Regions from separate parts of the Mus musculus genome. Here region 2 is linked to region 1. A link is a loop called in an ENCODE intact Hi-C map of the cell type or tissue named here. Cell type or tissue: left cerebral cortex. All regions are shown on one strand. Links, peaks and the distances in the headings refer to the core of each region. The heading gives the core; the rest is flanking DNA. Region 1 overlaps Agk (acylglycerol kinase). Region 2 holds the start of Agk (acylglycerol kinase).

The links. A loop is a pair of places that touch in the nucleus more often than their neighbours do. Peaks named below come from ENCODE experiments on the same cell type or tissue, not always from the same donor. Only the 100,000 strongest peaks of a DNase experiment are listed, where the experiment ranks them.
Region 2: it touches region 1 in a loop (4-fold over the local background); 2 of 42 quality-filtered maps call a loop at or near these places.

Annotation. Positions count from the first base shown.
Region 1 is chr6:40,383,779-40,399,425 of GRCm38, forward strand. Agk (acylglycerol kinase) reads left to right here. Exons shown (of 16, transcript NM_023538.2): 11 at 1-39; 12 at 3,036-3,183; 13 at 3,666-3,763; 14 at 8,875-8,945; 15 at 10,836-10,920; 16 at 11,947-12,984. The coding sequence ends at 12,084. Among named protein-coding and RNA genes, the nearest start is that of Dennd11, 45 kb to the right of the region's middle. In left cerebral cortex, for the core only: CTCF peaks have their summits at 7,396 (motif pointing left) and 9,676 (motif pointing left); DNase peaks (open chromatin) are centred at 7,376 and 9,636; H3K27ac peaks cover 361 bases.
Region 2 is chr6:40,316,031-40,331,677 of GRCm38, forward strand. It overlaps Agk (acylglycerol kinase), which reads left to right and starts at 9,448. Exons shown (of 16, transcript NM_023538.2): 1 at 9,448-9,500; 2 at 13,463-13,569. The coding sequence starts at 13,469. In left cerebral cortex, for the core only: no CTCF peak of the experiment used is centred there; DNase peaks (open chromatin) are centred at 9,123 and 9,539; H3K4me3 peaks cover 1,445 bases; H3K27ac peaks cover 1,024 bases.

The DNA.
Region 1 (15,647 bases), core at 4,137-12,136:
CTAAAAACCAAAGCAGCCCACTTTTTCAGCACTCTTCAGGTAAATGCAATTTATAATATAGAACACGACCTTTGTTAATTTGATGTTTCTCTGTCATGTCTATATTTGAGATATTAATTCTTTACTACAGACCCATATCACGTTTTCCAATACTAAAATGGGCGACATTTGACTTATATAATTACAGAAAACATTCTTGTTTTGATAGACAAGTACCCCTCGTATCTATCTGTTTATCTATCAATTACCCCGATGTCTGTTTCTTTCTCTCTACTTATCCATCCATCTATCCATCCATAATTCATCATTCTGTCTATGGCCAAACCTGTGTTTGCTTTATCTTGAATACTTGCCTTTGTTTTTCATTCACCCACCTTTACCAGATAAACCTTGAACAGAGTGAGCAAATGCCTACATTATTAATATGTGTATCTATAGAAGTACCTGGCAGTGAGCTGAAGATTTGTAATGAATTATAGATAAATTAATTATATAGGCTTGTATATATTATCAGTAGGTTTCAAACTGTTTTGGTTAAATAAGTGTAGTACTTATTATATTCGCCAGTACTGTATAGAACACTTCCCTCGTCACAACGCTCTGCCAGGCTGTGCTCTCTTTATAATAATACGTTAAAAGGTAAGTAATAAGGCCTGAGGTTGTAGTATAGCACAGTGATAAAGCACCTTGCTCAGCATATTTAAAGCCCTGGGTTTGATTACTAATGAGAGAGTAAGGAGGCATAGAAAAAAAGTTCAACAATTTCATATTAATGAAAAACCTAAAAGAAAAATCACTCAATAGGTGAGCTATATACTCTGTTTATCTTTCATGCAGATCAAAGCAGTATAGTTATAATTTATGTTGGCTAATCTGAAAATTGATTGTGAAAAACTAGAATCCAATGTTAACATTTGGAGTTATCTGATTTCTTCTAATTATAAAATAATATATCCTTTGAAAAATGTAGCTCTAAGAAATTCCAGTTGGATTGAAAAAAATTAAAAGAAAAAACTAAAAGTTAGTAAAATACTTGGAGTAAATACAACATAATTAAAAAAAATTGAAAAGGCAAGATTGTTCTACTCCTAAGTTCAAACTGATTAGTAAAAAGTGTTATTGTTATAGAGAATAATTTCACTGGTTAAGTAGCAATACCCTGGGAAGCAGGAGCTGTATGTTTAAATGGTGGCCTTCTAGATCCTATAAACACTTTCCATCCATTGCTTATCAATTGCTTATTTGTAGCAGAATTTTTCCTGCCCAACTAATTTAAATATTAATACAACAAGAAGCCTGTGATTGGACGGGGAAAAGAGAGGCAGAGCTAAGAGTTTCAGAGACAGGGACAGGGACAGGGACAGAGAGAGAAGGAAGGAAGATGAAGGAAGAAGAAGATCCAGATTCCATGTGGCTTTAAATAGCCACATGTAGCTATGAATATCATAAAAGTATAGAATAAGTGGGATAATTTGTCTAATCTAGGTGGTCAGCTTGTATCTTTATCAATTGGCTCTGATATCATTGTGTGGCCATCTTGTGAACTGAGAATTTATTGATATATAAATCTGACTGATTAATTATAAGCTTCTAGAGTTTTGATTTACTGGGTTAAGGGGATTTGTGACAACTAGCCACAGGGGGTAGATGGCTGAAAAGATACAAGCAGCTCTGAGGCAGGCAGATGGGAGCTGGGAAGACCACAGACTGGGGCTAACCTAGAGTTAATAGGAAGTGGTGGTGGGGCATACCTTTAATCCAGCATTCAAGAAGCAGGAGCAGGTGAATTTCTGAGTTTGAGGACAACGTGGTCTACAGTGTGAGTTCCAGGACAGCCAGAGCTACACAGAGAAACCCTGTCTCAAAAAACAAAACAGAACAGAACAAAACAAAACAAAAAGAAAAACAAGAAGAAGAAAAGAAGAAAGAAAGAAATGCAGACAGTCAGGGTAGAAGGTTTCCTCTTCAGGAATCCCGACTTTAAAGAGAAGACAGAAAAGGCTACCCTGAGAGAAACAGGAAGACAATAGAGCAGTGGCTTTTAAGTGAGCAGATAGATGGCTGTGTTTTCATATACCCAGAGCAGGGGAGGGAGGAGCAGGAAGTGAAGAGAAAGGAGACAGAGAAGATGACTGAGTTGGCTAAGCACATACACAGACAGGATAGGATCCAGGGTTCCTGCACGGGGGAAGGGCTTCCTTTGTCACTGAGACAGTAGAGAAGCAGCAGTTAGGACCAAATGAAAGTGACATTGGAGAGAACTAGGACGTTCTCCCTGATATGCTTTGAAAACTGTTTGAAGCTATGCTTCTGAAAATGAAGCAGGAGGACAGGTGATAAAGGCGGCACAGAATATTTAACCATAAGAGTCTAGAGACTCTGCCAGAGCCTGAGGGTCTGTGATGTCGCTGATAGGCTCCTCTAACTGGTTTCTGTCTATACCTGCAGTATGATTCCCCCACTCTCCAATAAATGTTAAGCCCTGATTTAGGGATCCCTCCTTCCTTTACACACACACACACACACACACACACACACACAAATAATAATAATAACAATAGATAAAAATGTATCATAAAATATCTTGTGTGAGAATGATGGGCTTTGAAGCATGAAGAGGCCTCAGGCTGGATTTGAATTCTGTCCTCTATATGGAGTCTGATACCAGCACTGAAGTAGGTGTTTGATGCAACTGATTTCATTACTTGTTTGTGTGCCATCGATAAATTGAGGGTAAGTTTAGCATAGGACCACTCTGCTCATTCATATTGATTTCTGTTCTTTGGATAAGTAAGTGTAAACAGTAGTTGTCAATTCAGTTTGTTTTTCTCTCTGTTGTATGTTAGGGAACATACACAATCACTATGTTCATGGTTTTTAAGGTAAGGTTTGAAGTCGTCATATTCCCAAGTGAGGAGAATTCTGCTCATTGAAGAGACAATTAAATTATTAGAATTCTGACCTTTGCAGAGCAAAGCCCCCTGTGTTAGGAATTATGTGTACATGATGAAAGCTGTTTTCTTCTTCATTAACAGGAATGGCCTCAGACTCATCAAGCCTCCATCTCTTACACGGGACCTAGAGAGAGACCTCCCATTGAGCCTGAAGAGACTCCTCCCAGGCCGTCTCTGTATAGGAGAATATTACGCAGGCTTGCCTCATTCTGGGCACAGCCACAGGATGGTGAGCAATGTGGTGACTAGATTCCAAGCCCTGTTCAGCTTAGAAGTGGCCTGGAGCAGACTCCCAGAATCAGTACTAGATAAGTTCCTGGTGAATTCAGACTCCTGGGTGCTGTCAGGACAGGCTTCAGTGTCTTGTGACTAAGCACCACCGTTCCTCGTCCTCTTTGTCACTGACATCTGTGCTAGTGAGCTGCTTTCACTTGAGGACGCTTTAGGCATAGAGAGAGAACCTGGTATTTATCCCTGCTTTACAGAAAAATGAAATAAAGAATAGAGTTGGACAAAGGGCTGGGGAAGCTGACTACCAGCAGCTCAGTAGTCTCCCTCCCTCTCTCTACCCCCCCCCCCCCCCCCCGTGTGTGTGTGTGTGTGTGTGTGTGTGTGTGTGTGTGTGTGTGAGAGAGAGAGAGAGGGAGCGGGCAGGGACAGAGAGAGAAGTGTCAGTAGAAACACTGACCCATGTCTGATGGATTCCCACAGCCTCCTCCCGAGAGGTAAGCCCTGAGGTCTGGAAAGATGTACAACTGTCCACCATTGAACTGTCCATCACAACCCGAAACACCCAACTTGACCTGATGGTAAGTGCACTCAGTTTTTAAAAAAATGAATTTGGTGTCTGGGGAAAAAGTGACAGGTGCTTTTCTTGCACTGATTCAGTATTTTTCTGTTTACTCTGTGGGCATAGAGATGAAAGGCTCAAGTAGAGGGAGGGGTGGTGTGCCTTTGAGGAACAATTGCACTGGGAAGTGGTAGCTGAGTGCATTGGGGCACAGGAGCTCACGGATCTCTGAACACACATTTTGTTCATGCGTGCCCGTGCATAGAGGCTCAGACCAGAAGACGATTTGTTTTCTATTTATACAAGTAATTTTCGTCTCCTGGGAAATATTTGCAGACACAACCAGCCCCCTTTACCTTTGGAAATAATTCCAGTTGAATTAATGAACTAAACTAAAAAATAATAAAACTACCTAAGTATTAAGTAACATTTAAGTGATTATTAGTAGAAACTTGAAAAGTACAAAGAATTTTTTCTAAACATGACACCTAAGGCAAATTTTATATTGATACATTCATCTACTTATTTAAAAAGATAAACTTGGGAATGACAGCTGGGGAGAATATTAGGATATGGCAGACCAGCAATTATTAGCTTTCCTTATCACAGTCTCCTAGAGTAAATCAATAAGGAATGAACAGGGACAATATTAAACAATGGGCCAAAGGCTAAAAATAGAAAATGCACAAAGGGAAACATTTTAGGAAAAATAGCTCATGTTTATTACATGGGAGTCACTGTCTAAGAATCTTACATGAATTAGCTATATTATTCTCAGATTTACACCGTGTGTGTGTATGAGCAAGACCGTTTAACTGCATTTCATACTAAGGGTAAAGAAAAAGTGTTAAGGAGCAGCAGCTGAGATAGTAACTACTGGGTGCCGAGTGTTACCCAGCCCGGCAGCACTCAGTGGTGGTGTGCATGGGGAGCTGGGCCCTCTCTTAGCCTTCATGAGGCTGTAAGCTGTAACTGTTTGTTTTCAGCTGTCGTGGCAGGGGTGCGGTGGTTTAGTTTGTGGGCACCAGCACTTACTGTCCACCGTCTTCCCTTACTTGACACAGAATTATGAAACCACCATGAAGGGATGAGGTTGAACAGTCCTCTGTTGGGAGAGATTTTTGAGAAGAAGATAACATTTCTATTACACACTCTCTTTATTCTCAGTCTGTGGTAACGCTGTATTTGCAGTGTTTGCTCCTGTTCTTTTGCCATTGTTCTTTTCTCCGAGGACTGAATCTCTGAATGCATTGCGTGCAGTGAGCCTGTGGTTGCAGCTCTCTCTAGATGAGCCACATTCAGGCCGCTGAATGCTCTTATCTTTGTGCTAATTACAAAGCTCTGTGACACTGCTTCTTATCTCTAGTCAGTTCTCTTTCCTTCACCACTCTGCCAGAGCAGATACAGTAAAATAGTCACATACTGTAGCTGTCATGTAATAGTTAAATATTTACTTATCATTAAAATAATATCTCCATAATAAGAAAACAGCTTTAGGATTGTGGAATTTCAGAAATTTAATGTCTCTTAAATAAGCATGTTTATTCTTTAGTAGCACAGTATATTAAATAGATTGAGTAAATAACTATTAATGCTTTAGTTTAAAGTAATATATAATCTTTATATTTACTAATGTGGCAAGATGCTCATCATATATTGCTGAGTGATTTTAAATGATTTTCATGAGATAGTTACTTCCATTGTTATTTTTAAAAAACTTGCCACCTATAATTGAGTTTTGTGAATAGCACAGGTAAAGGCTCCAATTTTATTTACTTATTCGAGTAGCCAATTAATCAGATCAGTTTATTGACTCTTTCCCCTAGAGATGGACAGATCATTGTGTGCTAGAAACTGAACTCAGCTCCTCGAGAGCAGCAACAAACACTCCTGAGCCGTCCCATCAGCCCCATGCTTTCTATAAATACTTGAGGGTGTTTATTAGGTTCCTCATAGAAGTTTTATACGGTTGCACTGTACACATACAACTTGAGGAAAAATGGCATTTCTATAGTATTGACCCTGTGGCATATCAACGTGATGTATCCCTTCCTTTACTGAGGGCTTCAATATCTCTCAAGGTGTTTTATGATTTTCTCTCTAGTATTTGTCTATTGCTAGGTATACTCATGGTTATCTTACTTTTGATACTATTATCAGTATAATCTCTTAAAACTTCATTTCTCTGACTGAAGAGACAGACATGTAATTGTGTGTGTTTGTGTGTGTGTGTGTGTATGTGTGTGTGTTGATGCTGAATCCGCATCTTAGTTAAATTCTTATTAATTATGTTTGCCTGTGAGTTATTTTAGGTTTGTTATAGGTTTTGCTATTATCAACAGCAAAAAGTGCCAGCCAGGAGTAATGCTAATGGGGGCCATTGCTTTGTTTTTAAATTTGATAGATTTTGGGGATACATTTTATTAGATGAGGAAGTTTCTCATAAGAAAAACTTTGCTAGGTTTGCCAAGAGTTTATTAACTAAATATCTTAGACATTAAATTCTATCAAGTATCTTTTCATCATCCATTAAGGCAATAGGATTCTCACTGAATCTGCCAATATGAGCTGGTCTTTGAATGCATGTGAGACTATTGGCCAAGATATAGAGCAAGCAATTACTTTACCTTCATATCTTAAACACTGAACAAAATCTGTGAAGTTACTATGGGCAAGAAATAAGTAGTATATGACAGTGGTCCCAGAGAGAAGGCACTCAGATAAGGTTGGCCTTGTTCCTGTCCTAGCTTCCTGCTTGAGAGGCCACAGCATAGACATGGACTTACCAGGAGTCCATGGTCTCTTCTGGGAAGGCATCTTTGAGAATTCAGGGGCATCTGGGCAATAAGAATTCAGAGCAAAATAAAAGAAAACTGCCTCGGAGTGAGCCAGGAATTGACAAGATCCACGGAGATCGGTTGGCTTTGTCTGTATCTTCACTGATATGTGTATGTGAGAAACTATCTGAGTTGAAGAAAGAACTCCTCCCAAGAAACAGGCTCAGTCCTGGGAAATTTACTCACATCACAGGACCAAACGTGTGTTCCCACAAGATAAAGGCGAAAATTGTTGTCAGGCCTGGGGTGTTGATACTTTAAAAAGCATTTTCTCCATATGGACAAAATTAGTCTGATTCCAGGCTTATATTTCCTCTACCAAAATCTGGAGGCTAATCCACAGACTCGACATTTCCAGGTAACCTAGCCGTGCCTCTAAACAAAGCTGAGGAAAGCTGTCAGCAGAGGATAACCATAGACCCAACTGGCCAGCTGCCTTCAAGCTAGGATGTTATTTTAATAAGTTAGAATCACACAGAATTCAATTTTCTGTGGACTTTAGTGGAACACAAACATGCTACCATATTATAGCACCCAGCAGAATCTAATGGCCATCAGAGAAACTTCACATAATTCTCTCTGGTTCTTAAAAGAAAATACATGTTGATGTCCATTCTCACTGGAGCATGGCTTTGCTGCCCACTGCAAGTTTAAACATGCCCGTTTCCTTTCCCTTATCTCCTGGGCATTAGAACTAGTCACTAGTTAGTTTTCAGCCTCTTCCTCACCTCTTCCAATGCCATCCTGGCATCTACTGAGCCTTCACTGCTCCTTCTCATTTCTCTGTAATGTCTTGTCCTGGCTCACTGCCTCCCTCTGCAGTTAGACCTGTCTCAATTCTTAGCACAGCAGGCAGTGACCCTATTACAAACAAGCCAGAACATTTCCCTCCTTAGAGCCTTCCACTGCCTCTCCATTTCACTCAACCTAAAAGACACCTTCCTTAAAGTGGTCTCCAGAGCCCTACCCATACAGATGCACTCTTCCCCACTATAGTCATCCATTTTTCTTTCCCCTACCACTCAGTCTGTACATTTCAGGGACAACCCTACCTAAAGTTCCCTTTGTATGTTTGGCTTGTCCCTAGAAATAGTGTTTTTTAAAGTATGATCTTTAGATTGGCAACATCAGATTACCAGGAAATGGTTTGAAATAAAAATTCTTAGCTTTACAACAGTCCTACTGAGCTAACTCTGAGAATGATAGCAGGTACTGTTTTTTAAATTAACTTTTAATCAACAAATACAGACAGAATCCTGATGTTAATCAACCCTCCAGGGATACCTGTTAAACAGTGAAAACTGCTTCCCCTGATAAGTGTGTTCCTTCCTTTCTGACCTCCTGGGCTTCTTTTGATCAGTCACCTTCTCACCTGGTCTCTCTTTAAAATATTAGTCATTGGGGCTGCAGAGATGGCTGCATAGCATACGAGCATTCTTACTCTTCCAGAGGACCCAGGTCTTCACCCAGAAGCTCACAGCCATCTAACTCTGACCTCCATGGATACCTGTGCTGCATGGACATACATGCAGGCAAAACATACTTCGCATAAAGTAAATAGAAATAAATCCTTTTTAAAAATTGTACTACCACCAGTGCAATCTCAGACTCCTTGTCTGTTTATGACACTTTGTAATATAGTCTGATGTACTTCTAGTATACCCGGTTTCTGTACATTCAGTAATATACTGCTTCATTTTTCTGTGCATTCCCTTCAGTGAAATGTAAGTTCTTTGTGGGCAAAATTCCTTCTGTGTTAACCCAAATATTCTGAGGGCTGATGAAATGTGGCTGACTCTTAGTAGGTAGTTGGATGAAATGTGAAATGTAGATTCTGAGCGGTCATTATGTCAGAACAATGTGTTTTGTAATTCCTAGTTGAGAGATACAGCTGTGCTTTAGTGGTACCTTTGAAACTCAGGCAGTGGCTCACAGAGGCTTGTGTATGCTCTCCTGGGCCTACAAGTTGTGAACTTCCCCAAGAAGGCCATACAGAAGTGTTGGGATTGCTTAACTGAAGGCTAGGCTGGTGCTGCTTGCTAATGACTAGCAGGAAACTGAGGAGGGGGACAGGATTCATGACTCTTTTCATAGCACTTTCTTCTGCATCAGGCTTTCAGAGCTTTGTATGGATAGAACCATCAAGTTTTGCAACCGTTATTGGGAAATAAGTAGGTTGCTATTGTCTGCTCCAGTTGCATTTAGAACATTTTAGAGAACCCAGACACCTGTGGGCGACAGCTTCATTAGCCCAATTTCCAAGTCTTAACATTCCCATTCTTAATCTTTCTAGAGCAAAGAGGATTTTATGAACATTTGCATTGAACCTGACACTGTCAGCAAAGGAGATTTCATAATCATAGGGTAAGTGCCTGGTCTGTAGGAAATGGGGCTTCATCAAGGAACTGGTGTCCTCAAACCTTTCTATCCAGAGTGTGCTGTCTGTCTAAGATGGAGACCTGCCAACGGCCTTGTCTGTCTGGGAATTCTGGCCTTCTTTTTTAGAATGGAGCTGGCATGTGTACTTTTGCCCTCTCTGCTCATTTTGGGAAGAACAGAACGTTAACAGTCTGCCTTTCCATTGAAATGAAAGAATTCGGTGTTTCAGGCCGTGCTAAGGACTATCTATAGTCTCAGGGAGCTTGATTGCCTCCTCACTGGCTCTGGAACTCTAAGGCAGTTGACTTGTCTGAGTCCTTTCTCATCTGTAAAATGGAAGGTTATCATCATGTCTACTACCTGAGGACTACTTGTCAGTCTCAAGGAGGCTTTTGACATTGAGTAGCACTTCCCGGCGACTTTTACTGCGCATGCTATTCACCTTGTTTTCCCATTCCCAGAACATCAAGGACAAACTTGAAAGGACACTGAATATCTACTTGGACATTTCCTAGGCTTCCCCTTTTCTAATACAGTAGACTCTTCCAAGTCCTGCCTGATTTGTTAACTCCTGCCTTGGCTGGAATTTCATTGGCTGAGTATTCTGTAAACTCTCCAGACATCCTCAAAGTATCTAAGGAGCTGTATGTTCGTTCCCATGCCAACCCGTAATCTGCTCAGCCTCCTTTGCTTTGTCCTGGTGCTCCCTCTTGTGCCCAATTTAGGGATTGGACATTGCTCCTGCAGCAACTGTGTCTCCATGGCTGCATCATTATCTATTCCAGCATTGGCTGCAGCACACTTTTCATTAGTCTGTGTTGTTCTCGCCTTTGATACAAATTCTTCAGATACTGAATGGTCCCTTCTGCAGCCTTTGATTACTCTCGCTGTATGGGAAAAGGAAGAAGGAAAAAAAGCCTGTCCCTTCCACAGTGTGCATAAATCGCACAGTATCTTAAGTGCGTCTAGCTAATGGGAGCAGCCATATTCAAATCTCCTTTATAAAACTGACACCCAAACCAAAAAAACCCACTGTATCAATTAATTAAATGGTATTATGTTCAGCATTCTTTAAGCAAGTTTCCCTTTGGTCCTTAAGAGAAGTAAATTTGTGCAATGCATGCATCCACTAAATATCTCAATGAAACCTGATGAAGCTGGTTCTGAAACTCTGATGACAAATTCATACATGAAAAAATTGCTACTTCAAAATAACAAAAGATTTTTTTTTGAGACAAAGTCTCTTATAGCCCATGCTTGCCTTTAACTCCCCAAGTAGCTCAGGCTGGATTTAAACTTCTCCCTCTATCCTTTTCTCTCTTTTTGTATTTACCATAATTAACTAAATGGAGTACATGTGTGTTGAGGTCTCGCATGTTTGTGTCTGATTGCTTTACTCCAAGGCTACTTAGCAAAGGTAAGTGTGCTAAGGAGGCTGTTATCTATGGAGAGTGATGAGAAAATAGCTAAGACTATTTATAAGGGTAAAAGCATTATCTACCCTAAAGCAGAATAAATTGCCCTTCATAAAGGATCACAAGGACCAAGGAACAGAACTTTGATGCTTTCCTCAAATGACTGAATTACATCTTAATTTTTACATTTGAGATGCACAACTAGATAGATAGATGTAGAACCATTTTAAAATTAAGAAAATTGAGAGAAACTTCATGGCAGCTTTATGCAGTTCTCACTCCACAGCAAGTCAGTCAGTCTCGTAGAATGTACCCCAACACTGGTTAGAATCCCAGGGAGACTTGTTCACTGAGCCCTGGTCTCCGCACTCTGCCTTTCTTGCCCTCATCGGTGGGCTTTTCTGAGGTCTATTGCAGTTGCCATCAAAGATTCCAACCTTGCTTTTTCTTATACTAATAGAAGTAAGAAGGTGAGAGACCCTGGCCTGCGTGCAGCTGGCACCGAGTGCCTCCAAGCCAGCCACTGTACTCTGGTTCTTCCTGAGGTAAGATGGACCACAAGCTGTTTTGAGTTGATTTGTCTTTTTCTCCATTTTCTTCCTCTTTCCATATTAACGCCTACCATTTAGGTCCCTTCTGTTTAACAACTCGTTATCAGGTCTGAGTTAAAGGAGACCAGAAAAGAAAGGCAAACGCTTCCATGCTACTGATTTGGAGCAGGCCTCTGAGGCTTAGCGTCTCTAGGCCAAGGTTCTCCCTCGAAGTGATCCTTAGGTCCCTAACCTTTGCTTCTTCATGCCAGGAATGCAGAAGATGTTTATGATAGTATTATCTGAAGAATCTTCCATTTGGTGGGTATCGGGTTTTATCTTTCCTGTAAAGTATGCTATAGAGTACCATTCTTAGAATAACAACTTTTGTAAATAGGAATAAAGAAGTGGCGGTACTTGAATTGAAGGTAACTTGACTGCTGCGGCCCCAGGTCAGATTTACTCAGGCCTCTAAAGAGTTATGGCCATGCTGTTGCTGTACTGCATTGAAACTGTAGGCAAATGCAAGGTGTTGACATGTGTGGCCAACATAATTTCATGGAGCAAATGCTGAATTGAATGAGCTATGGCAGGACTGCACAGGGTCTAATGATACTAGTGTTGGCACATCCAAGTCTGAAGACCCTGAGTCTCAGGGAATAATGAAAATGAATCAGTGGACACAAAGTACCTCTCAGGAGTATCAGCTGCTTTTGCTAAGGAGACTTATTGTCTCTGGCCCTATAATCAATTTATTTTTTCCATAGTGGATATCCTGATTATGTTCTTTGACAATTTCATGTATCTATAATATGTAAATGCTCTTGCCTTCTGATAAATGTTTTAAAATTCTAATATTATTCAAGCTCCAAAGTGTTTCTTGAGATAGAAGGTTTCAAAGGAAAACCCCTCTCTGTGGACTAGAGAGTTGATGCTTCCAGAACCAGTCAGGACTGAGAGGTTTTTGTTAGGCTGAGTCCTCTGCAGACGCTTCCTCATCCAGTAAGGTCCCAGTTGTGCTCAGTACTCGCCTCTCTCTAGGGAACTGAGGGCTCCTTCAGCATTGACAGCGAGGAGTACGAAGCCATGCCGGTGGAGGTCAAACTACTGCCCAGAAAGCTGCGGTTCTTCTGTGATCCGAGGAAGAGAGAGCAAATGCTGCCGAGCACATCCCAGTGAGCGACAGCGTGGCGGGCACTCCCAGGCTGCACTGCAAGCCACCAGTGGGACCACATGGGGGATGTGTGTGCTTCTGTCCCCAGAGGGTCACAGGATCCCAAGGGAATTTTCATGGCAAGTACCCCCAGCCCTCCTGTTTGCTTCCTAGAGCACATACCATGTCATGCACTTGTTTGTGGTCAGTACCCTGTTAACCCTCGCTTTCCTTATGTTGAGGTAGTTGATCCCTCTTACACAGTGGTTGTCTCAGGCTGGGTCTAGAACGTTCTTGTACTCCCTGAGTTGGGAAGGGCTGGAGTTTTGTGATTGTCCCACAGTGGAGAGTGGAATCTGTAGACCAAGTTCCTGTTTCGGTTCTCTGACCGTCCTGGGGCACCCCGGGGAGGCAGCTGCTGTCTCCGGGAGCCTCGCCCTCTTTCTGGGCTCTCTCATGGGTGCTGCTCCTTTGTGAGCTCTCTGCTTTGGTTGGTTGGTCTCATCCGGAAAGCAAATGTGAGGTTGTTCCCTCTTTAGCCATGGCAGACGTATTGTAAAATGCTATTTTAAAACAAACTAGTGCTTCCTCATTGTTAGTTTGCATGTGTACAACTGAGGCGCATGTTGAAAACTAACTGACCTGGGACCTACCCCCAGGTTGACTTTGTAACTCAACCTGGCAGGAAGCTAGGGTTCTTCATTTTTAAAAAACTGCTTCCCCAGGTGAATCAACCATACCGGGAGAAAGTGTTTTAAATCTACTTCATAAACTTAAATGTATTATATATATATATTTTTTAAAATCACATATTTGTGTTGACATCTATTGTTTCCATGGGAAGTTAAACACTTGTCAGTGTACTTACTAGTATTGTGTAAATATTGTTTAAAAATAAAAACTGTTTGATCATTCTTTTAAACATATCCAGTGTAATCTAAATGCACCCCTTATTTATAAAAATTAACTAGTAAACTAGAGTTTTACTATTTGAAATTTTTAAATTATTTTTTTTCTCCCTTGGGTATATTTCTATACTACTGTGAACAAAGGAATTTTTTTCTTTTTTAATATAACATTTTTATTGATTCTTTGTCAATTTTATACATATTTTGATCATATTCACCCTTATGTTCGTCCCCAACTCCTCTCATATCCATCTCACCCCTCCTAATATTATTTTGTCTTATAACCCAAAGTTTACTTTGGTGCTGTCTATATGTTTGTGCATGTCAGGCCATCCAGTAGAGGTTGTTCAACCTACCAATGGCCACACCCGTAAGGAAAAACAACGGCCCTTCTTCCAGAAGCCATCTACAGTCCATACACAGTTCCTCAGTTGGTAGGAGCTATGAGCCCCTCTCTCCTCCACGCTGCACTGTTGACTATCTCGATCTTGTGCAGGCAGCCACAGCTGCTGCCAGCATGTGCATGGAGCCGTCCTGTCCTGTCCTGTCCTGTCCTGTCCTGTCCTGTCCTGTCCTGTCCTGTCCAGAAGACACTCCATCAACCCTGTCCTCTCCAACCTCTGGCTCTTACAGTCTATTCCTACCCTTCTTCCATCATGATACTAGAGTCCTGGCATGAAGAGAGTGTGATAAATGTGATGAAGATGTCCCACTCGTGGCCACCAGTCCATCGACACTTATTCTCTGTACTTGGCCAATTGTTAACATTCTGTATTAACTGCCTTCCACTGCACAATGAAACTTCTTATGAGGTCTGAGATCTGCAGAGACCTGGCTGGTTTGTTTATTTGCTTGTTTAATTTAATTTTATTTTTTTACTTATTAACTTTACATCCTGCTCACTGCCCCTTCCCAGTCACCTCCCTACAACAACCCTTCCCCCAACCCCTCCCCTCTCCTCTGAGCAGGTTGGGACGGGGAGCTCTGGGTATCCCCCCAACCCTGGCACATCAAGTCTCTGCGTCTAGGTGCTTCTTTTTCCACTGATGCCAGACAAGTCAGCCCAGCTAGAAGAACATATCCCACATACAGGCAACAGCTTTTGGGATATGTCAAGGACCAGGCTTAGCTTGGAGAGGGGTTCTCACAGAAGTGGGAGCAGTGCAAAGAATGACTTGAAGTCAAATCATGGATCCAAGCTGATGACCTGTGTTCTGCTTGATATAGCTTTTCCATTCTGCTTCTATGTTCCGCTTTCTCTCTGTCTCAGAGATTTCTGTGTCTATATTCTGCTTGCTTGTGAGTGTGTGTGTGTGTGTGTGTGTGTGTGTGTGTGTGCGTGCATGCTTGTGTTTATGTGTGCTTGTGTGTGCATATCTCCAAGCAGTTCTCTTTTTATCCTAAAAATTTCTCTGGATAGGTCATTTCCTGTGGAACAAAGGTCCAGTCTTTTATTTTACCTATCAATCCTGTCCAATCATTTACTCAAGGTTTTCCTTTTGATTATGAATCAGCATCCCTTGACTTCAGCCCTTTGAATTTTTTTTTTATTTAAGGCATTTTTTATTAGATATTTTCTTCATTTTCATTTCAAATGCTATCCCCAAAGCCCCCTATACCCTCCCCCCCACCCTGCTCCCCAACCCACCCACTCCTGCTTCCTGGCCCTGACATTCCCCCAGCCCTTTGATTCTTAGCAGACAGGAAGCACACATTTTTTTTTCCTCAACATTGCAAAAGAATTCAGAGATCTGTCTACCTTTGTTAAGCACAAACAATAAGCTAGTTGGGTGGGACCCTGTCCTGAAATTACCATTTCCACCACAACTGGGCCTAGATTTGCTGTGTCCCAGGCTGACCTTGAACTCAGGAATCTGCCTTCATTTGTACCTGCCTATCTTTGTATCTTTCTGACAAACTGACTCATAATATTTGTTCCTTTAGATTTGTGAGTGCCTTATAATTCATATTGCATCCTTATATTTTTACATAGTTGAGAAATTCTATATATTTTGAACCCATGTTTTTAGAGATCTCTCTACATCCTTAAAGACTATCCTGAAGGTCCCCTCGTTTACCATTTTGCTGAGACATAGCCACACCCTTGACTCCTGGACTTGTGCTGTTTTTCATTATTATGGAGTTATTAACGTTAACAGGGAAGACATTCATTGGAAGGAAGAGTCCTCCACTGCTAGTGGGTCCAGAAAATAGGTACATTTTTACACAAACAAGCTTACACCCACAGCAACCATCAACACTTATGGATTCTCACACCAGGGCCTTGTCCTGCCTAGTTCCTAGGCAGGAACCATGTCACTCTGTCCCCACCAGGGCCATGCCAGGCTTGGCAGGGATAGCCCTGCTCCAATTGTTTGGGACCCATATGAAGACCAAGCTGCACATGTGCTACATATGTGCTGGGAAGCCTAAGTCCATTCCTATATGTTTTTGGTTGGTGGTTCATTCTCTGAGAGCCCCAAGGGCCCAGATTAGTTGACTTTGTTGGTCTTCCTGTAGAGTTCCTACCCCTTTGGGGCCCAGAATTCTTCCTTCTGTTCTTCCATTAGAGTTCCCCAAGCTCCATCCACTGTTTCGACTATAGGTGCTTGCATCTGTCTGTGTCAGCTCAGATAACATGCTCCTGTCTGCAAGCATAACATGCCATTAATACTGTCAGG
Region 2 (15,647 bases), core at 5,031-13,030, 67 kb before region 1:
TTATGAATGTGGATGTCCTTACATTTGGGGCATAGATGTTCAAAACCAACTTCCATGGTGCTGTTCATCACCAAGGGAAGTCAGGACTGTAACTCAAGCAGGTCAGGAAGCAGGAGCTGATACAGAGGCCATGGAGGGATGTTCTTTATTGGCTTGCTTCCTCTGGCTTCCTCAGTCTGCTCTCTTATAGAACCCAAGACTACCAGCCCAGGGATGGTCCCACCCACAAGGGGCTTTTCCCCCTTGATCACTAATTGAGAAAATGCCTTACAGCTGGATCTCATGGAGGCATTTTTTCAACTGAAGCTCCGTTCTCTGTGATAACTCTAGCTTGTTCAAGTTGACACAAAACTAGCCAGTACAATAATCTTGGTGGATTTTTCCTTTTATGAGTATTAATTACCCCTCCCCATCTCTTTTGATTAATTTTGATTGAAAGTCTATTTCATTAGTTATTGAATGGCTGCTTCATCTTGCTTCTTGGATCGGTTTGCTTGGAAAACCTTTTACCAGCCCTTTACTCTGAGGCAATGTCTATGTTTTGTTGCTGAGGTTATGTTTCTTGTATGCAGCGCAATGATGAATCCTGTTTTTGCATCCATTCTATTAGCTTATATCTAATTTTATTGGTGAATTGAGCCTGTTGATATTTAGGTATATTAATTACCAATGTTAACTCTTGGTATTTTGATGTTGGTAATGGTAAAGTGTGTGTGTGTGTGTGTGTTTCCCTTCTTTTGGTTTTATTGGTGTGGGGTTATTTGTTTTCTATGCTTTCCTGTGTGTAGTTAGCCTCCTTGGGTTGGAATTTTTCTTCTAGTATCTTCTATAGAGCTGGATATGTGGATATTGTTTAAATTTGTTTTTGCTGTTAACTGTCTTGTTTTCTCCATTTATGGTGATCAAAAGTTTTGCTGGTTATAGTGGTCTGGGCTGACATCTGTGGTATATGAGAGTCTGCAAGATATCTGCCCAGGCCCTTCTTGCTTTTAGAGTCTCTGTTGAGAATCAAATGTAGTCTTATAGCTCTGCTTCTATATGTTCCTTGGCCTTTTTCCCTCTCAGATTTTAATATTTTTTCTTTATTCTGTACATTTAGTGTTTTGATTATTATGTGGTGGGAGGATTTTCTTTTCTGGTCCAATGTATTTGGTGTTCTGAAAGCGTCTTGTATGTTTATAAGCATCTCCTTCTCTAGTTTGGGGAAATTTTATTTTATGATTTTGTTAAAAATATTTTCTGGGCCTTGAATCTGGGAGTCTTCTCCTTCTATTCTTATTATTCTTGGGTGGTCTTTTCATAATGTCCAAATTTATCATTTTTTTGATTGGTGTATGAATTTCTTCTATTAGATTTTCTCTGCTTGAGAGTCTCTCTTCATCTCTTATATTCTGTTGGTGATGCTTGCATGTCTAGTTCCTGTTCTATTCCCTAGGTTTTCCATATCCAGGATTCCCTCAGTTAGTGTTTTCTTTATTGCTTCTATTTCTATTTTCAGGTCTTGAACAGTTTTATTCATTTCCTTCATCTGTTTGATCGTATTTTCCTGTATTTCTTTAAGGGATTTATTCATTTCCTCTTTAAATGCCCCTATCATCTTTATAAAATTGGATATAAAATCATCTTGTGTTTTGGCTGTGTTAGGATACCCAGGGCTTGGTGTTGTGGAATTGTTAGGCTCTGGTGGTGCCATATTACCTCAGCTCTTGTTGATTGTGTTTCTACACCGGCCTTTAACCATGTGGTTGTTCCTGGTGTTGGCTGGGTGTTCCTGGTGTTGACAGGACTCCTCATAAAGGCAGAGCCTTGGGTCTCATTGGAGTTCAGGGGACAGCATGCTGCTCAGTTCTGCTGGCTGTGCCCCAGGTGGACTTGGCCGGCAAGGTGACTGTGCCACTCTTATTTCTTCCCATCCTACTTAGACAAAGGTAACTTCTGTCCACTATCTTCTAAACCGAGATAATGTTCTCTCAGGGTTGGTCCTGGTAGAGCTTCCAGTAACTGGAACCTACTGGATTTCAAGATGGTCTGTGATCATGGTCCTGCTAAAATACTGTTCCCCAGCTTCCCTTGTCGGCTACAGATTGGCCACATCCCGTCTTCCAGAGATACCCCCTCACCATGAGTAAACATGGTCTTGCCTAAGGTCAGATTGAACTTATCTTTCTTTCCACCTTCCATCTCTCTACAGCTGCTTTTAATAATATAACAATGTGGGATCATTTGGGGGGTGGGCGGGGAAATCCCACAAATATTGAGACAGATGGAAGACTATTGATTCTGGGATTGACTGGATGTTGTCAGTATCCAATGTCATAGCGCTTCAGTGTCTTCAAGAGAACATTAGTTGATTTTACACTTTCCATGTGTAGCTTATTTCCACTCTGTAAAAAGTACCTATGTGGTAGTGTGCTAGATATGAAAAGAGATTCTAGTCCCCATCTTTGACAATGCAAAATGTTTCTCCCCAAAGATTCCAGGCAAGTGCTAAAGGTAGGGGCAAATTCCAGTAGCCTCCAGGGACTACTTTCCTGGTCTTCAGTGATTATCATGCTGACCAAAGACCATGGGAAAGGAAGGGCACAGGCCAAGCCCTTCTTTCTGGCTGTGCACATCTCCATGGCAGATACAAGTCTCTACTGTCACAGGTGCTCATTTTGTCCTACAGGAAGCTCTATCCAGTTTGTCTCATTTTGGATATTGTAACATGACATTGTCATTTACAAAGCTCATAGACAGGAACTACACAACTAAGTTACAAAAATGTCAGAAAAAATCATATGTTAATTAAGTTTTTGAATTAATGTGACTTCACAGTCATGGCTATCCAGGGCACATGTAATCCACAGGTGCAGGTTGGACATGCTGACAAGAATTTCCAAAATTGTGAAAGGGAGCTAGTCTCAATCCTTGAGTGACAGAATGTCTTGGGCTAACTCAGTTTCTGGTGGGCTGCAGGAGACAATGAAAGGCTAGCTAGTAGTTAAGACTGATGATTCTATAAACTGAATCCTAGTGAAACTGAACTTAGAATGGAGTAGAATTGACATACATCTCCAAAACCCAACTGTCATATCTACCTGCAGGTGAGTATTCATATAAGATCATACATGTTCATGGTTTTACAATCATAGACTTCAGGTATATATTTAGAAACTTTACTATTATCTTTGATGTTTTCATTCTTACAGAAAAAAATCACACTTGGTATCTAAAGTGAGAGATTCTGACTAGAAACATTACTATTGTTTGAGAAGGGTCAAGTCAAATGCCATTTAGATATGTAGAAAGACTGCATAGAGGCTATGGGCATGATGGTATCTGTGATGGCTATTCCCAGTTGTCAACTTGACTATATCTGGAATGGAATACAATCCAGAATTGTAGGACACACTTGTGGTCCAGATCTTGAGGCATAGTGACCATAAAAAGCTTAGGCCCAGGCAAAGTGGTACACACCTTTAATCCCAGGAGACAGAGGCAAGCAGATCTCTGAGTTCAAGGCCAGCCTGGGACAGAACACATTACAAGTAAAAAACAGCTTAGGTTCAGGCATGGTGGTACATACTTTAATTTGGGCCGTACCTTCTGCTGGAGGCCTACATAAGGACAATGAAAGAAGGAAGTTTTTCTTCTTCTCTGCCTGCTTGCACTTACGTGCCAGCACATCTGCTGGAACCTACTTTTTCAGGATTCCAGCTTATACAGAAGACCAGTTGAAACACCTAGCCTCATGGGACTGAGCAACTACTCGATTCTTGGACTTTCCATTCACAGCTGCCCATTGATGTAAGTCATTCCAATAGTTTCCTTTACTACATAGAGACATTCCATAAGTTCTGTGACTGTACAGAACCATGGCAATATCTTAGGTTTATTTTCTGTGGCTTGACAGACTACCACATCTATAAATAATAAGCAAAAAATATTTATTCAGGAAATGGTTCTGGGACCCGGGATGTCCAGCTGGTGAAAATCTTCACGTAGTAGGATAAGCAGACACTCAGGAGAAGTAAAATCAGGCATAAATCACACCTGACCAGCAGGAACCTGCCATACAATAATGCCATGAGGTGAGGACAGAGTTCTCAGCCTAGGCACCCCATTAAAGGTATCATCTCTTCTCACCATTCCAACCTGGCAGTGACATGGCAATTGAACTTGAGCATGAGTTCGCAGAGGACACTCAATCTGTAGGAGGTAGGTGGAGAAGAGGCACGGAGACACTACAGTTACACAGTGGAAATGGATGCAGGAGCCCACAAATGGCCTTACAAGAACATAATACAAACATGAAGAATTAACTTGAGACAGTGAATTAACTGGAGACAGTGCAATTGGTATCTGCCCAGCATAGCTTGGATTCTCTAGGAAGCATAACCTAAGACAGTGCATGCTAATTGTGACTGCTTACCAAATTGCTGTGTACTCAGTAGTTTAACATACAATGTATTATCTTACAGTTTTGGAAACCAGAAATCTAAAATGGGTCTGCAGGATTAAAACCTTCTGTTTCTTGGAGAGAACCACAGGCAAACTTCAGAGTATTAAAGCAGTCTATGTGGCCAAGTTCACACTCACCTGCGATGCCCATGTGGCAGTAATATATGATTCTAATCTTGAGAGGTACTAAGCCCAGAAAGGAGTGTAGTCCTCCCTTCACATATAAGATAGAAAACAAGACATAAGCCATAAGAAAGGCACACACATGTGCTCGAGCGCGCTCACCCCCCAGATGCATATGTAATTATTTTTAAGGCTTTTTAAAACTATCATTTTCTGATCAAAGTTCACTGTCCCCATTTTCAGGACTCCCCCTCGCCCCCAATCCTAAAGCATGTTCTTTGCCTTCTCCTTGGATCATCCCACAGGTCTCGGGGGTTTCAAGCCTCCAGTCAAGCAGTTGCACAGACTCATTTCCACAAATGAACAGGTTAGATAGTTGGAAAAGAAATTCCGAAAGTAATTCACCGACTCCCTCAGCAGTAAACTATTTTAGAACACTAAGGGATTGTTTTAAAGCATGATGTTCTCCCATCTTCTAATGGACAAATGGAGAGAGTGGTTGGAAGTTCACACTATTCCCAGGGAGAGTGGTGGGAAAGTCACACTGTCCCAGTGAAAAGTAGGACAGAGTATGGTTTACTGCACTTAACCTCATCAGATGTTTTTGTTGTTCTTCAAGCATTCATCTGGAGTCTAAGTTATAAACAAATGAAATGGGACTTGTGAAGGTAGATTGCAAGCCCTGTGGGGGTGGGCACCATGGAGGGCACTAAACTTGAAGCCAGCCTCAGACCTTTCCATGCGGCCCATCACACGCCTCTCAGCAGATGCTGAGTGACAGAATGATGGAAGAAAGAAGAGAGAAAGTTGTGTTGCTTGGCTTGATCCCCCTCCATCATGAGGGTTGCTGAATTTAAACTATCTGGAGGTCTGCATCAGCACAGTGTTCGTGTAGCTCTCTTGTTACTACGAGTCCACTGACTGCACTAGAGATATCTGTAAAATGTAAACCAGACCCAACAATTCTGCTGACAGAATCCTATTCTACTGAGTGGTGTGTCCAAAAAAGCTTTCCCATGCAGGAAAGGGGCTTAATTTCTCTGTCCTTGAGGAAGAGTTGAGGAAGACCTCTCCACTCCCAAAAAGGAAAGAAGGAAAGAAAGAAAGAAAGAGATTAACATGAGAAAACAAGCATAATTATTAATATGTGACCATCAGGAGGAAGCTCAAATTGGTGACTTAGAACTCTGTCTTAGATGGCACTCCAAACAAAGAACAATAACATTTAAGCAGGTGACAGAAGTGAGGGGTGAAGGATTTTGATTTTATATTGACAGCAATGTAGGTGGAGTTAAATACATTGGCAGATAAAGACCGTTTTGATAAATAAATCATGCAAATGCTGATGTGGGCCCACAGCTGTCCTCAGTGGTTAGCCTTTGTTGTCTGTGGACTAGAGTTGTATGGAAAAAAGGTACACTGCTATTCAAGAGTCTGCAGACCAGTAGACTGATTAGAACTTCATGACAGTGGGGAGATGGAATGTCACAGATGGATAGCCAAATTTCTTCTCTCTTGCCTGTAGTAGCTATTTACCACCAAACTCTCTACCTAACCCATCTTTGTGACTACTAGTTAAAACTTTAGGAATGATATAACTGTAAACTTCCACCAACCCAAATCTAAGAAGGTCATCCATCACATGGCATCTGAAACCTATGGAAGAGATTTCTCTGTGGTGCTGTTTCCTGCCTACTTGACATCTTAAATGGTGTACTGGCTAGTTTTCTGTCAATTTGACACAGCTGGAGTTATCACAGAGAAAGGAGCTTCGGTTGAGGAAATGCCTCCATGAGATCTAACTGTAAGGCATTTTTCTCAATTAGTGATCAAGGGGGAAAGGCCCCTTGTGGGTGGGACCATCCCTGGGCTGGTAGTCTTGGGTTCTATAAGAGAGCAGGCTGAGCAAGCCAATAAAGAACATTCCTCCATGGCCTCTGCATCAGCTCCTGCTTCCTAACCTGCTTGAGTTCCAGTCCTGACTTCCTTTGGTGATGAACAGCAGTATGGAAGTGTAAGCTGAATAAACCCTTGCCTCTCCAACTTGCTTCTTGGTCATGATGTTTGTGCAGGAATAGAAACCCTGACTAAGACAAATTGGTAACCAGCAGAGTGGAATATTCCTGTGACAACCTAACCATGTTTTGGGGAGGACTGTGGAAGGACTTTGGAACTTTGGGCCAGAAGATCCATTTGCTGTTAAAAACTCTGTGAGATATTGTGTAGGAGCTTGGAAGATAATGTTGAGAGCAGTGCAGAAAATGGAGGCCTGGCTTGTGAAATTTCAGAGGGAAAATTAAAGACTCTTTTCAGGGCCATTGCTGTTTTGATTGTGAAGATTCTGTAGTTCTGGTTAGCTGGGGCTGAAGAATCAGCTGTGATTAACAATATACCAGAACAACTAAAGCAAAAACTTTGCATTTCTGGGACTATTGATGCTGGTTAGCTGGAGCTAAGAAATTAGCAGTGATTAAGAAGAGACCAGCATCATTGAGGTGACATCTTCTGGGAAGTGTTTTTGAGAGCACAGAGGCTGTATTCCAGAGATGGCCAAGGTTGTACCTTGTGCTGTGGCTGGACTTGGTAATGTGTAAGATTCACCCAGGTGGTACTGGTTTTGAAGGCATGAAGAGGTCATGCAGAGCAGCTGAGGCTCAGCACAGTGAGAGGCCATGGAAGGCCATTGGTGAAGGTGCAGCCTCAGCTGCAATTGATTTTCCAGGACAGAAGGGGTCATGTAAAGGAGTTGAGGCTTGGCACCATGAAGAGAGCCTATGAGAGGCTGTTGGTGAAGCATAGTTACAGCGAAAGACTACAGTGTTTGGAGATGCCAGTACCATGAGATGACCACCAAGAACAGCAGCAACAGTGGAGTACAGGCAGCTGGAGCCTAGAAGACAAAATGAGTGCTACAAAGGACAGGGCTGGAGAAGTGACCCAAGCCCTTGGAGGAGCCCAGAAGATTGTGAGTTTGATCCCAGACATTGGACAGTTGGAGTTTAATTTTTGCTTTTGATTGTGACTGTGCCCTGATGTTTTTCCCTCTTGAAGTAAGAAACTATTTTTAGTGGAGCCCACAGTTAAGAGACTTTTAATTGTAAAAAGGCTTTGGGTTTTAAAAGAGATGGATATTTTAAGAATATGTAGAGACTGTGGGACTTTTAAAGTTATTTAGATCTTGGGGATGAATAAGAATGTAAGGGTTGAGGCTTACTAGTGATGTGTTTGTGTGTCAAGTTGACAAGGGGTCAATTGTACTGGCTAGTTTTGTGTCAACTTGACACAGTTGGAATTATCACAGAGAAAGGAGCTTCAGTTGGGGAAATGCCTCCATGAGATTTTTCTCAACTAGTGATCAAGGGGGAAAGGCCCCTTGTGGGTGGGACCATCACTGGGCTGGTAGTCTTGGGTTCTATAAGAGAGCAGGCTGAGCAAGCCAGGGGAAGCAAACCAGTAAGGAACATCTCTCCATGGCTTCTGCATCAGCACCTGCTTTCTAACCTGTCTGAGTTCCAGTCCTGACTTCCTTTGATGATGAACAGCAATATGGAAGTGTAAGCTGAATAAACCCTTTCCTCCCCAACTGCTTCTTGGTCATGTTTGTTCGGGAATAGAAACCCTGACTAAGACAAATGGGCTCATGGCTTTATTTTATTTTCTGATTCATAAGTGTCCAACTAACCTATTCTACGGTGGAACGTGTCATTCAGGGCAACTTGAATCTGTGTTCCAAAACCATTGCCATTCATACTTGGCTCAGAATACATTTATTTCCTGTTTCCTAGGGAGACAGCAGTGAAGAAATGTCTATTTTCTCCAGATAGTGACAGGAACAGACCCCGAAGAAATGATTCCACTAAAGTCTAGATTTGTGGATCCATGAATTTGATTGGGGTAGTGAGGAATTACCTATAGGAACATGAGCAACTTAGAGGAGGCAATACCAGTGAAGAAGTTCCCTCAACACTCCTCAGCCCCTCTGGCCCAGTAACCTTTAATTGCTTGTACATCTTGTGGAAGATGGGAGTCCCTAGAGATCAAATATTAGTGGATCCAGTCTTGGGACATCTCAGGCGAGTTCCCATTTGAAGATGTTCCTACTGAAAAACTGTTCCCATTTAAGACAGCAATGTTGTGCCCTCAGGGCAGACTTCTAAGAGTCCTCTTTGCAGCAAAATCTGTTTTATTTTGTTGACATCTTCCTCGCAGTGAAAGGTGGCAAGATAAAAAGTTTTTGTAACTGCCTTGGTGTAAGGCAGCTAACAGGAAGCTTCTCTGCACCTGCCCTTCATCTTCAGCCCAGCGATCTTTATATTTTAACAAGACACATTTTTCTGTTGTCCAACACCCCTGTGGGCTCTCCTGCTGCATGGCTCCCTTTTCTCATAGCTCTTTCTGCCTCCAGCACACAGGCCTAAGGGTTCTGTGATTTTGTGCCTGATTTCCCCAGCCTCAGCCCCACTCCCACCCCACCCTGCTCTTCCGTGCATCCAGACCTGATCATCATCTTCCTGCTCTCTGGAGCTCAAACTTCCGCTCGTTAATTTAACACAGTGCCTCCTCATCTCCCGCCCTGTCGCTGGGTTTTGTTTTATTTTGTTTCATTTACCACTATGCCTTAGCCATTTAATTACTTTCTGATTTAGTTCCAAATCGTAAAACTGTTCTTATTATGTATTGTGAACTTTCCAGAAACGACTGGCTGGCGACAGATGGATAGATGAAAGATTGAATGAACAAGTAATGTGAGAGAAAGGGAAGGGAGGGCGGTGGCTGCTGCGAGCCCATCCCTAGGTCACGGGAGGGCTCGCCCCCGCCTGGCTCGCGCTGCTCCGCGTCGGAACCCGAGAGCAGAGGGAGCGGTTTCCCTGAAAAGAGAGGGAGAGTTTTGTGAGAGCACACAGGAAAGGCCGGGCGCTGAGCGGCGGGCAGCGGTGAGTTCGGGGAGCAAGCTAGGGCCGCGGGATGTGTGTTGTCAGGGTGTGGAGCGCAGCCGCTGGTGGCTGCGTTGAGCAGAGCGTCCGGGGAACCCGCCTGGCGTCCGGGGATCGGCCACGCGGTTGCTGACTGCGGTGGGGCGGGAGGAGGGGAGATTGGGCCGGGCCAGCATGGCGTGCACGCCCGTTGTCCCTGCGAGTCAGGTGTGCCGGTTCGAGTCCCAGAGCCGTCCCTAACCTGTGAACCCCTCAGCTACTTCCCACCTTGGGCTGTGGGGTACTCCGGAACAAAAAAACGGGGCCAGTAATATTTGAACCCTAAAGGGTGGGTCGGTTCATTCGTTCTATTTATTAGGTTCTGCAGATGTGGATGACTAGAATCTGTTCTAAAAAGCTCTTTAGTGAGAAAACCCCTACTTTTCTTGTCAGAAGAGGGTCAGAATTTGAGAGTTTTTGGGTTTGGGGAAAGCCTGTTTGGAAGGCAAAGATATGTTAATTTAGGCATAAAATTTGAGATTTTTAACTGACATTAGTGAGAATGAAAATTTTGGCTACTGAGAAGGGAATATACACTGAATGTATTACAGATTGTGAAGACAAATACAGATTTTATTCACAACTGCTTCACTGCAAAAATTAATGGTGTTTCCCTTTTTCTCTAGGGAAAATGTTAATTGACTTATCCAGGGTCTCACCATCTGTAAACGACAAAGCTAGGATTTCGTTAAGCACCTTGGCCAGTCCTCTTTGCACACTAGGCTGCCTGCATATTTCCCTCATCTTTTAATAATATAGAAAGCATTTAAGACAGGGTGGGCGTGGCTTTTTAAAAAGACAGTCCACTCAGAGTGTTGTCGACTGTCCGATATTCGTTCCATGCCCCTCTCTACTTGGGTGATGTTCCAGCCTTCCAGCAGGTGGAACAGTCTAGAGTCTCCTTAACTGCACACTGTTTCCCCACAAACCTACAATGTAAATCCAAAGCCTTGAAATCACTTAACAATCCGTTGCCCAAGCACAAAACCTGGCTCCGTTTCCTCGTCCTTCACCTCTTGCAATCAGTTGATCATCAAGCCCTGCCCATTTCTATTTCATAAAGACCTCCAAATCATTTGTTGACTCTTGTCTAGAATTTGTGGCAGTCACCCCTCGAATGGCTCCTTTTAGATTTACTTTCAGGTTCTGGCAGTCTGTTTTATATTCTGCACCTCAAATGTGATTGTTATTCATCTGCTAAAAAAAAAAAATCTCAAGTTTTAAACATAATATTGTTTTAAACATAATATCCAAAGACCTTAGTGCGGATTCAAAGCCTTTTCAAATCTTCCCCCTCCCCATGACCCCATCGTTCATCTTAAAACATTGATTTTTAATGTCTGGTGTGTTTGCAACCTCCATTGCAATTATGTTAGTAACTGCTAACTAAAAATCATATGACTACTCAGTTCAGGAACAAAGTAGGCTTTTGGGGAAGGAAGATGATGACCAAGAATATATATTTACAACAAATTTTGTGCATTTTAAATAAGGTTTAATAAAGACAGTAAGGGCTGGGAGTCACTGTTGTAGATGCTATCCTGTATGTATAATATCGATGGTGTTTAGGGCATGGTCATCCCCAAGTCGTACATTGGCAGTTGGGGAAACAGTAGAAGCAGGAAGTTGTTGCTAACCTGAAGCAGACTTCCTGTATAAGGCTCTTGTGTTAGAGCTACCTGTCAGATGCTTGTAGGAAAAGAAATAGTACTTTTATTTCTTAAGATGAAGGGACACAGAAGAACCCAAACAAACAGACCTTGCTGGTCTTTTAAGTCATAGCACCTTGTTCAGTCATGTTTCTGTAGAACTTACTGCTTTTCATCAAATTGACCACACACACAGGGATTTATTTCTGAAGGTTCTGTGTCATGAAAGCTCACATTGAATAGATGTATATGCTTTTTCCTTGTTAATATGTCTTTTGTTATAAGATTCTTAGTTTTAGTAATGGTTGAGAAGAGAAATTACTTCAGTCTACTACTTACCTGTGTTTTTCAAATCACACACACACACACACACACACACACACTGCCTTTGTATACTTATTAGTTCAGGTCGTTATAACTGGGATAGCTTAAATAACAAAGATTACTTTTTACAATGTGCAAACTGGAAGTATGAACCCACAATGGTTGTTGGCACTGGGCATGGTACCCTCTTCCTAGTTTGCAAATGGCTGTCTCATTGCTGTGTTTTCAGATGGTTTGGAGGTGGAAGGGATGTGAGGCTGTCTTCTTAGAGGGGTACTAGTCCATTCATGAGGACAGCATCCTTAGGACCCCATTATTTCTACATCCTAATACCATTTCAGTGGGAATAGGTATTCAGGCCATAGCATATACCTAACTCCTTTACTCTGACTTCTGACCTGCAGGACTCTGGCTCCTTCAGCTCCATCCCAGTTAGGCCTGTTTTTCTGAACTCAGGGTAGATCCTGTTCTCATTCCCCAACATGTATCTTATGGTGTTGCAGCTTTGCCTGTATGGTTGTATTGCAGTTAGGGATTTAAGATTTCTGAGCATTTGAGAGTGGGACTTACTCTTCTCTGCCCTAGCCCTTAACATAGAGTAGGTATTCATTAAAGGCCTCTTGAATGAATAAGTGATTAGGATCAGATGAGAGAGGTCAATTATGTGGACCTTTGGGAATTTTCTTTTTCTTTTTCTTTTGTATCAGCCTAGATGGCTTCATTGATGTTTGCAGTGTGGCTTTTTCTTCCTAGGAGAGGGATTTTAACCAAGGGAAGTTACAGAGAGAAATAATTTTTATCTGTTTAGATAATAATATATATATATATATATATATATATATATATATATATATATATAGTGAGAGGGAGAGAGAGTGCGCACAATTGTAAGATGTCATTTAGCACCCTACAACTTAGAGGATATTATGTAAAAGTTCTGCTTTTATTTATTGGTATTTTGGTTGGTTGTCTTCTTTGAATGTAATTGGGATAACACTAGTTTTAAATGCCTTTTACTCTGCTAATTTTATTTAACATTGTATTTGGTTGTTTTTTTCTATATCTATGAAAATTCTCAATTAAAAAATGAATTGCTACATGTCTCACTCACTTAATATATGTTTTTGGGATAGCTATTATGTGCCAGATCTTACTTGATGTATGGGTTCTAGTAGTGACCACAGTTCTGCATTCAGTGGACCTTACTCTAGTCAGAGAAGCTAAGTAACATATTAATATAAATATCATCAAATGGTGTCATACAAAAACAGAATAAACATATTACACTATTTTATTTTTTCATGAAGAACTAATTTATCTTCCTTACAGGAGTAGGTATGAGTATCTGTCTTGTATTTTGTTATTAGTGAATACGATAATTTAAAAATTAATTTTATATGTGAATAATAATAGCTCTTTGTAATTTGCACGCCTTTGATTAGTAAATTGAGTATGTTTTTTCTTAACTGAGCCACATGCATTGCTTTTTTTAAAGCATGTCCTCCACTGGTTTTCATACTAAAGACCTGGTGTTTTCTTCTGTCTTAATAAGCTGTTGCTGGTCTTTTGGGTTCCTTATATGTACTAGACAAATACTCAACAATGGTATAGTGGGACAGTCAGAAGACACACATCAGGGAAGCCTGGCTATTTACTTCCTCCTTTCTGCCCTCCTTCCTTCTCATATGGAGAGGGAAAGGTGGGTGGATACAGAAGGAGGAGAGCCAAGGTAGAAGTACATGAAAAAGAAGGAAGCAGAGATTGGTGAGTGGATCAGAAGATGCTGATGGTGACTAGACAGGAAAGGATGAGAAGAACCAGAGCAGAAGTAGCAAAGGGAAAACAAAAAAGGAAAAGGGAGGGGCGGGGAGACCTTAGAGGAGGACTGTAGGATGCTCTGTGATTATCTTGGATAACTTTGTTTTCTTTTTCTGCCTATTAAATCTATAGGAGAAGATGACTGCATTCTTTAAAACGCTTCGAAATCATTGGAAGAAAACTACAGCTGGGCTCTGTTTGCTGACATGGGGAGGTCACTGGCTCTACGGGAAGCACTGGTAAATACTGACAGCCCGACACCATCCGCATCCCACTATAGAAGGATCTGTAGGGCCAGGGTTGAAATCTTGCCCAGCTGCACTTCTCTATAAAATGCGGTGGTCAAACAAAGCCATTCAAATAAAAACAAAGGCAAAAGCTTCTTGTAACCTGCTCTATGTAGTTGACTACATATTGCACTTTATATGCACTTTATTGCTCACAGAACATATTTCACACTGTAGTGTGCAGTCTGATTGATTGTAGCTGTGTGGTTCTGTCCTTGCTAAGTATCTTCAGAGCTAAGTACCACATCCTTATAACCTATGTGCACTCAGCTTAGCATATGCAAGGTAAGAAAGAATATTAACCTTCCCTTCCTTCTACCCTGGACCCCCCGGGGAGCCTATGCTGTGTTTGCAGGGCCTCGAAGGCACACTGGTGCCAATGTGGAGACTCTAGCCCCTGCTGGGTGAAGATCCAAAGAGCTTACGTGTTCCTTTTTCAGTATGTTTCCAGAGGTCTTCTGATACTCCCTAAAGTCTTAAGACTTTTTAAAAGGCCCTTTAGTTCTCCAGCCTGAAATGTCCTCACTCTGAACAGGGTTTGAAGCAGCCTTTATGTTTGTTTCTGTATGTGGTATAACACAAAGGTATAGCCTCACTGTTTTGCATGTGGGTATGTGGGCTGCACTGTTTATAGAAAGGGTTTCTTTCTCTGCTGTATGGTCTCTGGGCTTTGTTGAAGGTATTTTGACCATATATGATGGAGCTTTATGTCTAGGCTGTCTGTCCTGTCCCTGTGGCCTGTGTATATCTATAGGCCAGAACCACATTATTTTGAAAACTATAGCGGTATAAGAAGTTGTAAAATTAGGAAGTGAGACTCTTCCAACTTTGTTCTTTTTCTAGATTATTTTGGCCATCCAGGGTATTTGAGATTTCTTATCAATTCTGAGATGGCTTTTTCCTATTTTTGCAAAAAGTGCCATTGAGATTTTGACAGGAATTACATGGAATTGTTAGTTTGCTTTGTTTTGTGGCCATTTTTAACAGTATTGTCTTCCAGTCCATGAACACAAGATGTCTTCTTGTTTGGTGGCTCTTAATGAACACATCTCTTATCTTACCTAAATTTATTTCTAAATATTTATTCTTTTTGATCTTCTTGTATAGTTGATTTCTTAATTTCTTTTATGTGTTGTTCAATCAGTGCATGGAAATGCAGCTTACTTTATTAATCTTTTTGGGTTTTTTTGGTCTGGCTTTGATGAGGTTGTTTTATGGTCCTAACATTTTTTTCTATGTGTTTGGGTGAAACCGTTCTGATGTTCTATATAAAAAGCTCATGACATCTGTAAAGACAGATAACTTTCTTCTTTTCCATTCATTTTAGATGCATTTTCTTTCTTTCTCCTCTTCTTTTTCCCTTCCTTTCTTTCTCCCTCAACCTTTAACTTGATCGTGTCTTGCTATGCTGCCCAGGCTGGCTATGAAACTAGGATCTTCCTACTTCGGCCTCCCAAGTGCTGGTATTATAGGTATGTGCCATCACTTGCTTGGCACTTGTATCTTATTTTTCTTCCATACGTTCTCTGACTCAATTACCCTTCTTGTACTGCCTGGCCTTGTAGTCTCTTGAGTCCTCCCCTTAGCACAATTGGAAACATTTCCTCTGATCCCTGCCTTCCAAACTTACACTTTTGCCCTCTGTCTCTCTTTGCCTCTCTCCTTCTTGTCCTCTGTGACCCCTTCCTTCCCTTTCTTCAAGCATGAGGAAAGAGTTCTCTGCCCGATGCCCTCGTCTCATATGTCATGCTCTCCCCTGAATGATCTCAGTTGTACATACTGTCTTCTGTCCAGTCCCAGGTTTTGGTCATCTCTATAAAAACCTCTTCTGAGCTATAGACCTAGGTGTATAGCTTGACGGAGATAGTCTCAGTGCCATAGTCTTGTGGCATTTGAACACTTGATCCCCAGTTGGTGGTACTGTTTGGGAGGTGTGGCCTTGCTGGAGGAAATCTGCCATTAAGGGTGGGTTTTGAGGTTTAAGAGACTCAGCATTTATTGTTTGCTCTCTCTGCTTCCTTCTTGTGGGT